Linked DNA regions of Homo sapiens: region 2 is linked to region 1. A link is a contact called in ENCODE Hi-C or POLR2A ChIA-PET data. All regions are on one chromosome and are shown on one strand. The core of a region is the stretch at or near the end of the contact, and the rest is flanking DNA. Distances in the headings are between cores, read along the strand shown. Region 1 overlaps UBOX5 (U-box domain containing 5). Region 2 holds the start of DDRGK1 (DDRGK domain containing 1).

What was found. Hi-C counts contacts between places; a loop is a spot of excess contacts on that map. ChIA-PET counts read pairs that join two places held with the same protein, here RNA polymerase II (POLR2A). Pooled maps may share reads with other maps.
Region 2: a map of dorsolateral prefrontal cortex shows a loop between it and region 1 (2.0-fold over the local background). The contact joins the promoter of DDRGK1 here to the enhancer-like site in region 1. A Hi-C loop is called at or near these places in 8 of 168 maps with a recorded cell type or tissue (CD4-positive, alpha-beta T cell, CD8-positive, alpha-beta T cell, HepG2 and 3 more), 1 of 37 single-sample maps with no recorded cell type and 25 of 50 pooled maps. POLR2A ChIA-PET finds 5 or more read pairs at or near these places in 10 of 52 experiments (HEK293, OCI-LY7, RWPE1 and 6 more).

Annotation. Positions count from the first base shown.
Region 1 is chr20:3,115,866-3,120,917 of GRCh38, reverse strand. The region is part of intron 3 of UBOX5 (U-box domain containing 5); the gene reads left to right. The region is part of intron 5 of UBOX5-AS1 (UBOX5 antisense RNA 1); the gene reads right to left. Among named protein-coding and RNA genes, the nearest start is that of UBOX5-AS1, 11 kb to the right of the region's middle. Within about 2 kb of position 2,822, at least 8 of the 41 ENCODE cell types and tissues checked have a DNase peak (open chromatin) inside an H3K27ac peak, as active enhancers do; they include dorsolateral prefrontal cortex, where a contact is called at or near this core.
Region 2 is chr20:3,203,432-3,208,483 of GRCh38, reverse strand. It overlaps DDRGK1 (DDRGK domain containing 1), which reads left to right and starts at 3,802. Exons shown (of 9, transcript NM_023935.3): 1 at 3,802-3,947. The coding sequence starts at 3,857. It also overlaps a transcript of ITPA not described here. RefSeq lists an enhancer at 3,891-4,110.

The sequences.
Region 1 (5,052 bases), core at 1,573-4,072:
CACAGAGGTACAAGGATATATTGCATGGAGGTTCTCTGTGCGCCCCCCTCACCATGTGGCATGAGGACACAGAAAAGGAAAAAGGACTAGGTCTGTGGGCCTTCCTTTCAGGAGAGGGTTACTGAAGAGAAAAGCCACACTGAAGAGGGTGCACTCAGTAAATGTGTGGACAAATTGCAATATTCTCTTTGTGTTTTTTTCTGTTTTTCTTCTTTATTGCATTTGGCAGGATCCACCAGGTAAAATTGCAACAATCTTTTTTTTTTTTTTTTGAGATGGAGTCTCGCTGTGTCGCCCAGGCTGGAGTGCGGTGGCATGATCTCGGCTCACTGCAAGCTCTGCCTTCCGGGTTCACACCATTCTCCTGCCTCAGCCTCCCGAGTAGCTGGGATTAGGCGCCCGCCACCACGCCTGGCTAAGTTTTTGTATTTTTAGTAAAGACGGGGTTTCACCTTGTTAGCTAGGATGGTCTCAATCTCCTGACCTTGTGATCCACCCACCTTGGCCTCCCAAAGTGCCGGGATTACAGATGTAAGCCACTGCACTCGACTTCTGTTTTTTTTTTTTTTTTTGAGATGGAGTCTCGCTCTGTCACCAGGCTGGAGTGCAGTGGCGTGATATTGGCTCACTGCAACCTCCGCCTCCCAGGTTCAAGTGATTCTCCTGCCTCAGCCTCTGGAGTAGCTGGGATTACAGACGCGCGCCACCACGCCCAGCTAATTTTTGTATTTTTAGTAGAGAAGGGGTTTCACCATGGTGCCCGGGATGGTCTCAACCTGTTAACCTCGTGATCCACCTGCCTCGGCTTCCTAAAGTGCTGGGATCTGCAAGCCACTGTGCCTGGCCTGCAACATTCTTGAGTATGAGATTTAAGGATCCTGGCTTCCTGCCTCTTCCCTGGGGCATTGCCAGTGATTTCTAGGGCCGGTGATGCTGCTCTCTCCTGAGGTGAGCAGCCCTGGTTCACTGGGTGACCTCTGCAGCTGAATGTGTTCAGTGTGAATACCTCAGGGCAAGCTGGATGTTGGATCTTAGGCTGAGATAGATGTTTTTTTGTTGTTGTTGAGATGGAGCCTCACTCTGTTACCCAGGCTGGAGTGCAATGGCGCAATCTCGTCTCACTGCAGCCTCCGCCTCGCAGCTTCAAGCAATTCTCCTGCCTCAGCCTCCCAAGTAGCTGGGATTACAGGCATGTACCACCACACCGGCTAATTTTTTGTATTTTTAGTAAAGACAGGTTTTCACCATGTTGGCCAGGTTGGTCTCGAACTCCTGACCTCAGGTGATTCGCCCACCTCAGCCTCCCAGAGTGCTAGGATTACAGGTATAAGCCACCGCGCCTGGCCTGAGATAGATGTTTTTATCATGTTAAAGAAGTATTGGTTATCTATTGCTAGGTAACAAATTACCCCAAAACTTACTGGCTTACAGCAACAAACATTCATTGTCTCATAACTTCTGTGGATCACAAATCCCAGCGTAACTTGGCTGGATTCTCTGCTTCAGGGTCTTCCAAGTCTGCCATCAAACTGGTGGCTGAGGCTGTGGTCATCTCAAGGATCAACTGGGGAAGCATTTACTTCTAGTCTCACCCACATCATTGTTGCAAGATTCAGCTCGTTGATGCATTGTTGGACTGAGGCCTCACTTGCTGGTTGGCTGTTGGCCCAAGGCTGCCCTCGGTTCCTTGCCTTGTGGGCCTCTCCATAGGGCAGTGTACTGTGTGGGAGCTGTGCGTTCCAGAGAGAGTGCACAGACGAGGGAAATCCATCTTTTAGAATGTAATCTTGAAAGTCACACTCCTCACTTCTATTGTATTCTTATTTTTCCCAAGGTATTTGTTAATTGCTTATTTATAATATTAAGAGAAATGATTTCTTAGCCTCCATCTTCATATTTCTTAGTTCGAGAACACAGATCAGTGACAAACTTCTGTGTAATTCAACCTAAATAATTCCTTCCTTCCTTCCTTTTTTTTTGAGATGGAGTCTCACTGTGTCACTCAGGGTAGAGTGCAGTGGTGTGATCTCGGCTCACTTCAATCTCTGCCTCCCGGGTTCAAGCAATTCTCATGCCTCAGCCTCTGGAATAGCTGGGACTATAGGTGCGTGCCAACACGCCTGGCTGATTTTTTTTCTTTTTTTTTGAGACGGAGTCTCGCTCTGTCGCCCAGGCTGGAGTGCAGTGGCGCGATCTTGGCTCACTGCCAGCTCCGCCTCCCTGGTTCACGCCATTCTCCTGCCTCAGCCTCCTGAGTAGCTGGGACTACAGGCGCCCGCCAGCACACCTGGCTAATTTTTTTAATACTTTTAGTAGAGACGGGGTTTCACTGTGTTAGCCAGGATGGTCTTGATCTCCTGACCTCATGATCCACCCACCTCGGCCTCCCAAAGTGCTGGGATTACAGGTGTGAGCCACTACACCTGGCTGATTTTTGTATTTTTATGAGGCAGAGTCTCACTCTGTCACCCAGGCTGGAGTGCAATAGCACAATCTTGGCTCACTGCAACCTCTGCCTCCTGGTCTAAGCAATTCTCCTGCCTCAGCCTCCAGAGTAGTTGGGATTACAGGTGCCCACAACCGTGCCCAGCTAATTTTTGTATTTTTAGTATAGACTGGGTTTTGTCATGTTGGCCAAGCTGATCTTGAACTCCTGACCTCAGGTTATCTACCTGCCTCAGCCTCCCAAAGTGCTGGGATTACAGGCATGAGCGATAGTGCCCGGCCTGTTAATGGTTTCTTTTTGTTTTGTTTTTTTGGAAACAGTCTCCCTCTGTCGCCCAGGCTGGAGTGCAGCAGTGACGCAATCTCTGCTCACTGCGACCTCTGCTGCTGGGATTTAAGTGATTCTCCTGCCTCGGTAGCCAAGACTACAGGCGCACAGCACCATACTGGCTAATTTTTTTTATTTTTATTTTTATTTTTTGAGACAGAGTCTCATTCTGTCGCCCTGGCTGGAGTGCAGTGTCGCAATCTCTGCTCACTGCAACCTCCGCCTCCCGGATTCAAGTGATTTTCCTGCCTCAGCCTCCTGATTAGCTGAGATTACAGGCGCTCGCCACCATGCCTGGCTAATTTTTGTATTTGTAGTAGAGATGGGGTTTCGCCATGTTGGCCAGGCTGGTCTTGAACTCCTGACCTCAGGTGATCTGCCTGCCTCAGCCTCCCAAAGTGCTGGGATTACAAGTGTGAGCCACCACGCCCAGCCCTGTTATTTATTTATTTATCTATATAGTGACGGAGTCTCGCTCTGTCGCCCGGGCTGGAGTGCACTTGTGCGATCTTGGCTCACTGCAACCTCTGCCTCCTGGATTCTAGCAATTCTCCTGCTTCTGCCTCCTGAGTAGCTGGGACTACAGGCACATGCCGCCACACCCGGCTAATTTTTCGTATTTTATTAGAGACGGTGTTTCACCATGTTGCCCAGGCTGGTCACAAACTCCTGAGCTCAGGCAATCCACCCGCCTTGGCCTCCCAAAACTCTGGGATTACAGGCATGAGCTACAGCGCCTGGCCCCTGTTAATAGATTTTAATGGTTCTGTTTGCTAGTGTTAGGATTTTTGTATTCATTAGTGGGGTTGGACTGTAGTGTGTGTGTGTGTGTGTGTGTGTGTGTGTGTGTGTGTGTGCCATCTTTGGTCAGGTGTCATTGATGATTTTTTTGTTCCATAGAAAGAATTTAGAATTTTTTCTTTTCTGTGCTGTGGAACAATTGAATAGTATTGGAATACCCACTCTGCCTGTCTAGTAGAAGTCCTTGTGATTGTCAGTGCTTGGTGCTTGTGGAGGGTAGCTCTTTGACACGTTTCCTTTTTTTTTTTGAGATGGAGTCTCGCTCTGTCACCCAGGCTGGAGTGCAGTAGTGTGATTATGGCTCACTGCAACCTCTGCCTCCTGAGTTCAAGCGAATCTCCTGCCTCAGCTTCCCGAGTAGCTGGGATTACAGGCACGCACTACTACGCCTGGCTAATTTTTGTATTTTCAGTAGAGACAGGATTTCGCCATGTTGACCAGGCTGGTCTTGAACTCCTGACTTCAGGCGATCTGCCTGTCTCAGCCTCCCAAAGTGCTGGGATTACAGGTGTGAGCCACTGTGCCTGGCCTGGCAACCTTTTCTTTTTCCTTATGGAAATTATTCTGTTTAGGTTGATCATTCTTTTAGTTTCCTATGTTCTTCTAAAAGACTATGCAAATACTATGCTTAACGTTTATTTCTGTGTCTTTGGTTTTAAGAGTAAATTCTAGTTAACATGACCTTCAGAAACTCCTGGAAACATCTGAGGCGCAGTGGGGTGGAACAAGGAAAAAGGTCCTTAGACTTCAGCGTCAGTTTGTGGAGGTCTCAGTCCTGTTGGCCTTGACAGACTTGGTGACTCAGGACCACGCTGACTAGGGCTCCTTCAAGGCCCTGAGCTGATGTCCTGTGTCCTGCAAACAGTGGACAAAAGTTTCCATTCTCCTCTTTGAGACAGCATTGCAAATTTTTCTGCCACACAGGTCCCTGGGGTCTTTCTTGGGCAGCTGTCCCCCTACCCCTTTGGCCTTCACCCTCATTCCATGGCTTGGCTTTCTGTTGATCCTACACTAAAGGTCCCCTAAATTGTGGCGTGGTCAACGTGGGGTCTTAGTTCTATTCGGTAAAAACTGCTTTGTTTTACTTAACAGGAGAGAGAGGACATGAACACCTAGAAAATGCAGATGAACCCCTCTGGGGGGTGGTGGGGTCCCCAGAAGGGTGGAGTTAGGGAAAGAGAAGACTAAGGCCGCTGGGGAGGGAATGGGGGGCAGGGAGCAGCAGTCCAAAGCTGGCGTTTGCTTGCCCCAGTTATTTTCTTGGCCAGCAAGGAGGCCTTTAGAAAGGAGGCCAGGCGCTGTGGCTCACGCCTGTAATCCCGGCACTTTGGGAGGCTGAGGCAGGTGGATCACGAGGTCAGGAGATCTCCTAGCCAACATGGTGAAACCCCGTCTCTACTAAAATACAAAAAATTAGCCAGGCGTGGTGGCGCACACCTGTAGTCCCAGCTACTTGGGAGGCTGAGACAGGAGAATCG
Region 2 (5,052 bases), core at 2,553-5,052, 87 kb before region 1:
GAATCGCCTGAATTCGGGAGGTGGGGGTTGCAGTGAGCGGAGATCGTGCCATCGGACTCCAGCCTGGGCAACAAGAGCAAAACTGCGTCTGAAAAAGAAAAAAAATGTGTGGGAACCACTGCTTTGGGTGGTGACCTGTTTTCTTTTATTGAAGTAGAAACACTAACCATTATGCAGAGTCCCTAGAGGAGTGGCCATGGGGATTTGGGGGCAGAGGAGGGCTTGGGGGACATCAGTTACCCCGAGGAGCCTGAAAAGAAGAAAAACAGCCCACCTTACATGGATGCCTTTCTTGGATCTTAGCCAGCTCAAGCCCCAGCTCAGGAAAACCTTCCCTGAGCTCCCTTTCATCTGCTTGCATAGCACTGACCTCTGCACTGCAAATAGATATTCATTTGTGTGATTCTGTTTTCTCTTCTAAAAATCCTAATGGTAAAAACCATATCTGTTTTTGCTCACCTCTCTTTTTCTTTTTTTTTTTTTTTTTTGAGACGGAGTCTTGCTCTAGTCACCTGGCCTGGAGTGCAATGGCATGATCTTGGCTCACTGCAACCTCTGTCTCCTGGGTTGAAGCGATTCTCCTGCCTCAGCCTCCTGAGTAGCTGGGACTACAAGCACCCCCCACGACGCCCAGCTAATTTCTGCATTTTTAGTAGAGACGGGGTTTCACCATGTTGGCCAGGCTGGTCTCGAACTCCTGACGTCGTGATATGCCCACCTCGGCCTCCCTAAGTGCTGGGATTACAGGCATCAGCCACTGTGTTTTGTTGTTGTTGTTGTTGTTGTTTTGAGATGGAGTCTTGCTCTTGTCGCCCAGGCTTGAGTGCAGTGGCACGATCTCGGCTCACTTCAACCTCCGACTCCCGGGTTCAAGGGATTCTCCTGCCTCAGCCTCCTGAGTAGCTGGGATTACAGACATGCACCACCACACCCAGTGAATTTTTGTACTTTTAGTAGAGGTGGGGTTTCACCATATTGACCAGGCTGGTCTCAAACTCCTGACCTCAGGAGATCCCTCCACCTCAGCCTCCCAAAGTGCTGAGATTACAGGCTTGAGCCACGGTGCCCAGCCTCACCTCTCATTCTTAAATCCCAGCTCCTGGTACATAGTAGGTGTTCTGTAATGTAAGATAACTAGCTTGGGCACAGTGGATCACTTGATCCCAGGAGTTCAAGACAAGCCTAGACAACATGGTGAAACCCAGTCTCTACAAAAAATACAAAAAATTAGTTGGGCTTGGGGGCACACACCTGTAGTCACAGCTGTTTAGGAGGCTGAGGTGGGAGGATCACCTGAGCCTGGGAAGTCGAGGCTGCAGTGAGCCAAGAGTGCCACTGTACTCTAGCCTGGGTGATGTGAGTGAGACCCTGTCTCAAAAAACCAACAAACAAAAAGATCACAACTGACATCTATAATTACAAGTCCATAGATAACTTTCTTTTTCATTCTTTTATTTATTTATTTTTTTTGAGATGGAGTCTTGCTCTGTTGCCCAGGCTGAAGTACAGTGGTGTGGTCCCGGCTCACTGCAACCTCTGCATATTGGGTTCGAGCAGTTCTCCCACCTCAGCCTCCTGAGTAGCTGGGACTCCAGGCATGCACCACCATGCCTGGTTAATTTTTGTATCTTTCTTCTTCTTTTTTTTTTTTTTTTGAGACAGTCTCACTCTGTCGCCCAGGCTGGAGTGCAGTGGCGCGATCTCAGCTCACTGCAAGCTCCGCCTCCCGGGTCCCCACCATTCTCCTGCCTCAGCCTCCCAAGTAGCTGGGACTACAGGCGCCCACCACCACGCCTGGCTAATTTTTTTGTATTTTTAGTAGAGACGGGGTTTCACCGTGTTAGCCAGGATGGTTTTGATCTCCTGACCTCGTGATCCGCCTGCCTCAGCCTCCCGAAGTGCTGGGATTATGGGCATGAGCCACCACACCCGGCTAATTTTGTATTTTTAGTAGAGATGGGGTTTCTCCATGTTGGTCAGGCTGGTCTCAAATTCCCGACCTCAGGTGATCCACCCACCTCGACCTCCCAAAGTGTTGGTTGGGATTGTAGGCGTGAGCCACGGTGCCCAGCTTTTTTTTTTTTTTTTTTTTTTTTGAGACTGAGTCTCACTCTGTTGCCCAGGCTGGAGTGCAATAGTGTGATCTCGGCTCACTGCAACCTCTGCCTCCCGGCTTCGAGAGATTCTCCTGCCTCAGCCTCCCAAGTAGCTGGGATTACAGGCACCCACCACCACGCCAAGCTAATTTTGTATTTTTAGTAGAGACAGGGTTTCACTGTGTTTGTCAGGCTGGTCTCAAACTCCTGAGTTCAGGTGATCCACCCACCTCAGCCTCCCAAAGTGCTGGGATTACAGGTGTGAGCCACCTCGCCCAGCCCATATTTTTTCTTTTTCTTTTTCTTTCTTTCTTTCTTTTTTTTTTTTTTTTGAGACAGAGTCTTGCTCTGTCGCTCAGGCTGGTGTGCAGTGGTGCAATCTTGGCTCACTGCAACGTCCGCCCCCTGGGTTCAAGTGATTCTCCTGCCTCAGCCTCCCGAGTAGCTGGGATTACAGGCATGTGCCACCACGCCCCACTCATTGTTTGTATTTTTAGTAGAGACAGGATTTCATCACGTCAGCTAGGCTGGTTTTGAACACTTGACCTGAAGTGATCCGCCCACCTCGGCCTCCCAAAGTGCTAGGATTACAGGGGAGAGCCACCTCATCTGGCCCGTATTTTTTCAAATCCCTTTCTCACCATTGTTCATTGGTCCTGAATTTATTTTTATTTATTTTTATTTTCTGAGACAGGGTCTCACTCTATCACCCAGGCTGGAGTGCACTGGCATGATCATGGCTCACTGCAGCCTCGACCTCCCTGGGCTCAGGTGATCTTCCCACCTCATCTTCCCAAGTACCTGGAATCACAGGTGCATGCCACCACACCTGGCTAATTTTTGTATTTTGTAGAGACAGGGTTTCATCATGTTGCCCAGGCTGGTCTTGAACTCCTAGGCTCACCTCTACCTAGACTTCCCAAAGTATTGGGTTAACAGACGAGCCTCTGTGCCTGGCTCCTGAAATAAATCTTTACTTCTGTTATCATGTATACAAAAAGCTTAATAAATTCCAGTACTGCCCTCCCCTCCCCTCCCCTTCCCCTCAAAAGAAAGAAAGAAAGAAAGAAATTCAGTGTCACAGATACAGCAAAACCCCAACCCGCTTCCCTCCTCCTAGAGGTAATCGCTATCCTGAAGTTGGTGTGCATCAGTCCCAAGCCTCTTTTCGTACTTTTTCCACGGTTGTTTCCATAAACACTATGTGGGATTGTTTAGTGATTTTTAAAACATATATAGTCCGGGCGCGGTGGCTCACGCCTGTAATCCCAGCACTTTGGGAGGCCAAGGTGGGTGGATCACAAGGTCAGGAGTTCGAGACCAGCCTGGCCAACACGGTGAAACCCCCATCTCTACTAAAAATACAAAAATTAGCCGGGCGTGGTGGCGGGCGCCTGTAATCCCAGCTACTCGGGAGTCTGAGGCAGGAGAATCGCTTGAACCTGGGAGGTGGAGGTTGCAGTGAGCCGAGATCGCACCACCGCACTCCAGCCTGTGCGACAGAGACTCCGTCTCAAAAAAAAAAAACATACATAGATGTTTTCTACTGGACATACCGTCTGCTATAATTTCCTCTTAACATTGTGGGTTTCTTTACACCCCCCAAACTCATTTTAATGTCTGACATTAAAGCCTCTCTGTGATGTGCCGCTGGGCGGGGCTCCGAGTAGTGGGCGGAGTCTAGATTGGGAAATAGGGGCGGGGCCTATGAGATCCCGGCCTCAGGGTGGACGCAGTGGTTCTGCACTGAGGCCCTCGTCATGGTGGCGCCTGTGTGGTACTTGGTAGCGGCGGCTCTGCTAGTCGGCTTTATCCTCTTCCTGACTCGCAGCCGGGGCCGGGCGGCATCAGGTAGGAGATGCCGCTGCACCAGGGTTGGTGGTACCGGGTTTTCTGGCCTTCTGAGCCTTTGTGGACCGTCGCGCCGCGGCTCCTGCGCGTGCGCACCTGGGCGGGCGGGACGCATGCGCGTCCGTGCGCTAGTCGTGTGCCGGGTGGGGCTTCCGCAGTGCCCTACCTGGAATCGGTGGCCGCGCCGCTACCCCTTTCTCTCGACTCCAAGCCAGAGTCTGGCCTCATCCCTCTCTTCACCCCCGGGAACTCCATACCTCCAAAGGCCTGAGGCCCTGGCCGGCGCACACTCCCATCCGTCACCGTCGGGGCCCTTTCCCTCTGCACCTGTTAGGGAGGCCGCAGGGGTTTTCCATTCCTCCCAGCCTGGCTCCAGAGCAGGTGCCAGGAAGGGGGCATCTGAATATTTTCTGCCTGTCCCCCACGAGCTGGAGAAGCGCGAGGCGGCTCCAGGAAATTCCTGAAGCTCTCTCCCTTCCCGCCAAGGAGAGGGCCCACTCTCCCTCCCCAATCCGCTCCCCGATCAGAAGGCCATGTCATTGGCCAGGGCACAGAACAGATACACCCATCCTCCCTCTTTCCCCCCATTTCTGGTCAGCGGGCGGGTTTGTATATGTGTTTTCCTGCTCCCTGGGCCCACAAGCTACCTCTGAGCACCTGCGCGCTCCCAGGAGCGGAAGGGACACGCTGAGGGAAGGCGGAGATCCAGCAGGTCTTCCCGGGGGAGGCTCGGCCACCGCCGGGAAGTGTACTCTCTGGCTGGGGAGCCAGATAAAACCACAGGTGGTGTTAGGCGAGAAATCAGTGGATTCCTGCAGGGGGTACTCGATGAGAGCTGGGGACATCAGGATAGGGGCCTCCTGACAGGCCAGCTGGAAAGGTGGAGCCGGGAGGGGAGAGGAGTATTCACACAGGCCCGAGGGAAGGGCTGAGCCCCCGCCTGGGACCAAGCTGTGGGCCTGGTGGAAAAGGCCTTGCCAGTCAGACTGAGAAGTCGGGGCCTTGTGCTGTGGGCAGCAGGCCGCTAAGCAGAGGAGGTGAGGCTTCCGGGCTGCCGCTCCTCCTGCCATGGGCCGGGCTGGGCTTATAGGCAGCATTGTCATTT